2 separate regions of the Homo sapiens genome follow, and region 1 is linked to region 2. The links are chromatin loops, found by intact Hi-C in ENCODE. Cell type or tissue: dorsolateral prefrontal cortex. All regions are shown on one strand. Each heading gives the region's core, and the rest is flanking DNA. Links, peaks and the distances in the headings are about the cores only.

Evidence for each region. A loop is a pair of places that touch in the nucleus more often than their neighbours do. Peaks named below come from ENCODE experiments on the same cell type or tissue, not always from the same donor. Only the 100,000 strongest peaks of a DNase experiment are listed, where the experiment ranks them.
Region 1: a loop joins it to region 2, with 4 times the contacts of the local background. A loop is called at or near these places in 22 of 110 quality-filtered maps.

The regions. Positions count from the first base shown.
Region 1 is chr15:83,247,289-83,250,091 of GRCh38, forward strand. No RefSeq gene overlaps it. Among named protein-coding and RNA genes, the nearest start is that of BNC1-AS1, 35 kb to the right of the region's middle. In dorsolateral prefrontal cortex, for the core only: CTCF peaks have their summits at 1,300 (motif pointing right) and 1,508; no DNase peak of the experiment used is centred there; H3K4me3 peaks cover 367 bases; H3K27me3 peaks cover 323 bases.
Region 2 is chr15:83,571,122-83,573,924 of GRCh38, forward strand. SH3GL3 (SH3 domain containing GRB2 like 3, endophilin A3) reads left to right here. Exons shown (of 9, transcript NM_003027.5): 5 at 1,444-1,577. Among named protein-coding and RNA genes, the nearest start is that of ADAMTSL3, 82 kb to the right of the region's middle. In dorsolateral prefrontal cortex, for the core only: CTCF peaks have their summits at 1,178 (motif pointing left) and 1,389; a DNase peak (open chromatin) is centred at 868; H3K27ac peaks cover 2,500 bases.

The DNA.
Region 1 (2,803 bases), core at 97-2,596, 320 kb before region 2:
GATTCAATTTCTTCCTGGTTCAGCTATGGAGGGTGTATATGTCCAGGAATTTCTTCATTACTTCTAGATTTTCCTAGTTTGTTTGCATTGAGGTGTTCATAGTAGTCTCTGACGGTTATTTGTATTTCTGTAAATGACAAAGTTTATTTGGTTCTTCTTTCTTAGTCTAGCTAGCAGTCTACCGTATTAATTTTTTCAAAAAACCAGCTCCTGGATTCGTTGATCTTTTGAATGGTTTTTCATGTCTCAATCTCCTTCAGTTCAGCTCTGATTTTGGTTATTTCTTGTCTTCTGCTAGCTCTGAGGTTGGTTTGCTCTTGCTTCTCTAGTTCCTTCAGTTGTGATGTCAGGTTGTTAATTTGAGATTTTTCTAACTTTTTGATGTGGGCATTTAGGGCTGTAAATTTGAAGGAGCCATTTTTATCACACATACTGAACATTTACTTTGGGCTGGATGCTCTTCAGGAAGAAGACAGAGAACACCCTCAGCCCTTACCATTCTCCTTAACTTGGCTCAAAAAGCAGGGCAGGGTGGTGCAGGTTAGAGCAACAACACACAGACACACCTCCTCACAGAAACACTCATGGTAGGAATCAGAGAAAGTGCTGGAAGAATTCTAGAGGTCACCTACTGCATGGTTTTCAAGAGGAAAGTCTTTTTTAGCCGCAGAACATAGAACAAAATATTAAATGTACATGAAACCAGATGGAAGTGGAAGGAGCTCGTGTGGTGCTTGGGAGCTGTCCAAGCTACTTCTTATCTCCTCTTTAGCTCTCCCTCCAGAACGGCCTGTGAGGCACCTGTGAGGTTCCCTAGAACCCCTCAAAGTACAGTCTGAAACGGCAATTTTACAGATGGGGAAATGAGGGCTCCAGCATTAGAGATGTTTAAGGCCCCACAGCTAGGGATGTGCAGAGGTGGAAGCTGAAGCCAGGACCCTCGAGTCCCCAAACGTGTTCTTTCCACCACATCAGTCCTCTGCGTGTGGTGTGGCTGGTGACCCGGAGGGGCTCTGGATTCAGCTTCTTCTCCCGGAAGGCAAATGCCATCTCGGGAGTTGCGGGGGAAGCCCGTGGGAAACCTACTCCAATCCAATGTTCTAGGCTGAGGCACTCAATTCCTGGAAGCAGGATTAAGACCATTCAGAAAATATGTCCTCTTTTCAGCTAGCCTTGTAACTGGAAGAGGTACATGGGGTCACCAGGGGACTTTCCAAACATAATACATCTCGGAGGTCTGAAAGGACTCAGAAGTAGCGCACAATGCCTATTGCAATAACCAAGTAATTCCAGCAGAGGGCACTATTTCCTAACAATCTGAAATGCTAACCAGCATCACAGATTGGAAAGCTAGGAAGCTCCTTTAAAAAAACAATTTTTTTTTTCAGTAGTCTTAGCTCTCTGCAAAGAACATAAGTATAGCAATTCAGACTAATTAAAATTCCCAATCACACAGATTTCTAGGGTGTAGTTTTAAAAGAATCAGGTGACCAATAGGCATTCTGTTCTTTAAACAGTTTGCCTGTGGCTGCTTTTAAAGTTTCTTGACTAATCTGGCTTTAATGATCAGCCAGAGCATGTCTTGCAGAAGAAAGAGCAAAAGACGTTGAAGCACACTGAGCCAACCACACATTTCAATAAATATGTAGATTTTGAGACACTGTGAACCAACATGCACACATTTCAATAAGTAGATAGAAGCATAGGGACAGGGAACAACCCACACATTTCAATAGATAAACGTGGAGGCATTGTGAACCGACAAATAAAGAAAAAAAAAGAGTTGTGGGTGAGAAGGGGGGTGACAGGCTGGGCTACCTGCTCAGGAATGCACAGCTGGTGTCCAGAGACTCAGTCAGATGCTTCTCTTCTAGCCCCACGATTGCCAGGGAGCTAAGAACAGGCTCTCATTTCCCCAGATGAGGAAATCCTGGTCCAAAGGGGTTTTCCCTCAGGGGTCTCAAGCTCCTCTGTAGATGCCCCAGCATCTGAGGAGGTGGGAGGAGAGGCTGAGAGAGGCTGCCCAAGTCAGGGACTGAGTCTTTTCTTCCCATGAACAGAATGAGTAGCAGGACTTTTCCCTTTTAAGAAGAGTCTAGACCAGTGATTCTCAACTGGGGGCTATTTTGTCACCCACTCCCATCAGGGAATATTTGACAATGCGTGGAGATATTTTTGGTTGTCATAATTTTGGGGGTGCTATGGCATTTAGTGGGTAGAGACCAGGGAAGCAGCTGAACATCTTACAAAACACAGGACAATTCCCTACAAGAAAGAATGATCTGGTCCAAAAATGTCAATAGTGCCAAGTTTGAGAAATTGTGGTCCAGACGAGGGACCAGAAATTCTCAAACTGTAGTCCCCAGTATGGCACATCATCACCACCAGGGATTTATTACAGATGGAAATTCTTGGGCCCCATCTCAGACCTTCTTAATCAGAAGCTCTGGGAGCAACTTGTGTTTTAATGAGCCTTTCGGAGAATCTAAGGCATGCTCAAGTATGAGAACCGCTTGTTTGGGGACTATACTGCTTGAGGCTGGTAGTCTAACACTGTGCTTCTAAGTTATTAATGTGCTTACAGTCACTGCAGAATTGTTAAAATGCAGGTTCTGATTTAGTTGTTGTTAGAATTTGCATTGCTTACAAGCTCCAGGTGATACTGACGATACTGGTCAGGGCCCACATTTTAAGAAACAAGGAGGATCTAAGATATTGCTTAGAAATTTGCCAGATCATAAAATACACCTGAAGTGTATGTTGAACCTTCAGATTCCCAGTACCCTTCTGAGACCCTCTACGT
Region 2 (2,803 bases), core at 217-2,716:
TACAGTACAGAAACCTCAGTGGGTGGAGGCTGAGCCCCACACCCGTGGAATTCGACAGCGCCAGTCTCAGGCAAGGAGAGGGAATGTTGATTCCAGGGAGGTGGCGGCCCATGTTCAGAGCATCATCTTTGGAGTCTACAGTGTATTTGAAAATGTTTCTGTCAAGGCGAAATGAGCTGACATTGTGAGACACTGGCACTGGTGGCAGAGGGGCTGTGTAGGGGGTCAGGCAATACCATTTCTCACCATTTGGGCAGGAAAGAGTCCACAGGCTAGGAAGGGACATTTCGTCTTCATTTAGGAATTATTTAGACACACTTTGGAGAGTTGAGCTAAGGAAATGTAGCTTCCAAGGAGGAATGAAGCTACCACTGGGTCCGTATGGAGTCCTGGGAAGCCTTAGTTTAGAGTAACGGTTCCTACTTCTGTTTTGCAAGGTCCTCTTTAGTATCTTTCTGTTTTTTTTTTAAGGGAGGTGAGGCACATGTTGCCATCTCTATTTTACAGGTAATTAAGTTGTCCATGCCCTCACCTGGTGGGTGAAACAACTCAAAGGTCAGACTTAGGCTGGGCTTTACGGTCTTCTTCAAGCCTAGAAATGGAGCAACCCAATCTCCATCTTTTTACAAGATCAATTTGGAAAAACCCAAATATAGGAAAAATAGTTCATTCTAGTGCAGCATTTCCCAGGGATGTTTTCTAGAGACCCTGCAACCCTCATTGTACAGAGAACTAGAGGGCACCTGGTTTGCAGTAATCTGGCAAATTACTGCCGATTAACCGGACTGAGATAGCACACTGTAATCCAGGAAAAACTACCTGCCACTACCCGAGCCAGGAAGGCTGGCCTGGGCTCCAACGCACCAGCAGACCCCCACCCCACCCTGCTGACAGGATGTCCCATGTGACACTGGCAGGCTTTCTTTGACATCAGAGAGGGCAGGGAGGCTTAGAACCTTCTAGAAGGATACGGGGAGTAGCCTTGAGAAGATCCCACGGCTAGAAGCTGAGATGTTTTGTTGGTTTATTTCTATTGTAATTTTTACTGGTTAACACTTAGCCCCATGAGTGAATCCTTTCATTGTTTACAAAGAGATTTTATTCTCAAGCTTCTAAGGAACCCTCCGTGCCAGTTTCCCAAATTACCAGTTTTTTAGAAAGGATCTTTATCCCCATCTAGTGGTCCAAATGGTAAGTACTTCGGTCTGCTAGCCTCAGTTGTATTTTCTGTAGTGGTGAAAGTGCAGACCATAGAGAGGAAAATACAGAAAATAGGAAGCCTTGCTTTTTCTTTTTCATTCTGATCCAGGATTCAGAGGTCCCGGAGCAAGGACCTTGCTACACCATCATCCACACACTTTTGGTAAAGAATGAAATAAATAGCACTGTTAACCTGGAGTAGTGTTCCCAAAGAACCTTTTGTATTTATGTTTTCTATTCAAGGCAATGCATTGATAGAAGTTGGTGAATCCATGAAGCTAATGGCTGAGGTGAAAGACTCTCTTGATATTAATGTAAAGCAAACTTTTATTGATCCACTTCAGTTACTACAAGATAAAGATTTAAAAGAGATCGGGGTAAGTCTTCCAGGGTATAAATATACCTGTTGCTACATAAGATGATGTTTATATTTAAAATCACTAGAACGTTTCAGCAGACTGAAAGCATCATCTTATGATGCTTGTGGGTAGGGTAAAAATGACTCAGTTCTATTTTCCTGGGCTCACTGGGAAAGAGTGCCAGGATCCATTAGTCCTATCTGCCCTGGAGATGAAGCAGGATAATGGGAGGGAATGTAAGCCATGTTCTTTCAGCTGGAAATTCTGTATTTAGTTGAAGCCAGCTCTAAGCCAGGCTAAACAAAGTAATTACATAACTTTATAGTGGATTTCTTATTATCAAAATCGTACCATAGTTGCATGTTTTGATGCGTTGCCCTGGTGGTCATTATTTTCCATTACTTCTCAAGAAGATCAATACCTAGAAATTGAATTTTTCATTTGGAAAACTGTTAAAAATGGCGTGCATGGGAATTTTCAGGTACCTGGAGATAATTGCATGCCACTTGCATGGTGGCATTTTTGTAGATGTGCAAAAACAGCCCCAAGACTTCTACCCCACCAGTGACTTCCACTCTGGAGGTACAAGCACCGTCTTATGGATATGTACAGAAGATGTTCCTCCAGGTGCCTTCAGCATGATCTCAGCTTGGAGGTCATTTGAGCCTTGGGCATATCCTGTTTTCCCTTCTTCAGACCTATTGATTCTCAAAGTGTGGTCCCTGGACCAGCAACATCAGCATCACTTGTGAGAAATGCAAATTCTTGGGCCCCATCCCTTATCTCCTGAATCAGAAATCTTATGGGTGAAGCCCAGCAAGTCTGTGTTTTATAAAGTCCTCCAGGTGATTCTGATGCACGCTAATGTTCAGAAACCACTGTTCCAGCCCATCCTTTCCAGAACTCGAGGGGGAAGTGTGAACCCCCACTGGTCTAGCCTATGTGACAGAGATGAGGCTGGTGGGATGTGTGAGCTTGGGTGGCCTTCCCTGCTTGGACCGTGGGCCTTGAGGTGGCTCCATATTCCAGGGGCCAGAGAAGGAACTGATGGATGTCAGATTATTGGTTCTTCCTTTGTTCATTTATTTATTCATCCATCAACTGTGTATAGCCTGCTCTGCCCTGCTACAGTGGTGGTGGGCACTGGCCATATGTGGCTAAACAAGACCTGGTGCATGCCCTTGTGAAGCTCACAGGTGTAGGGTAGAGAGACAAGTAAACAGATACCATGCACTTTGACAGTT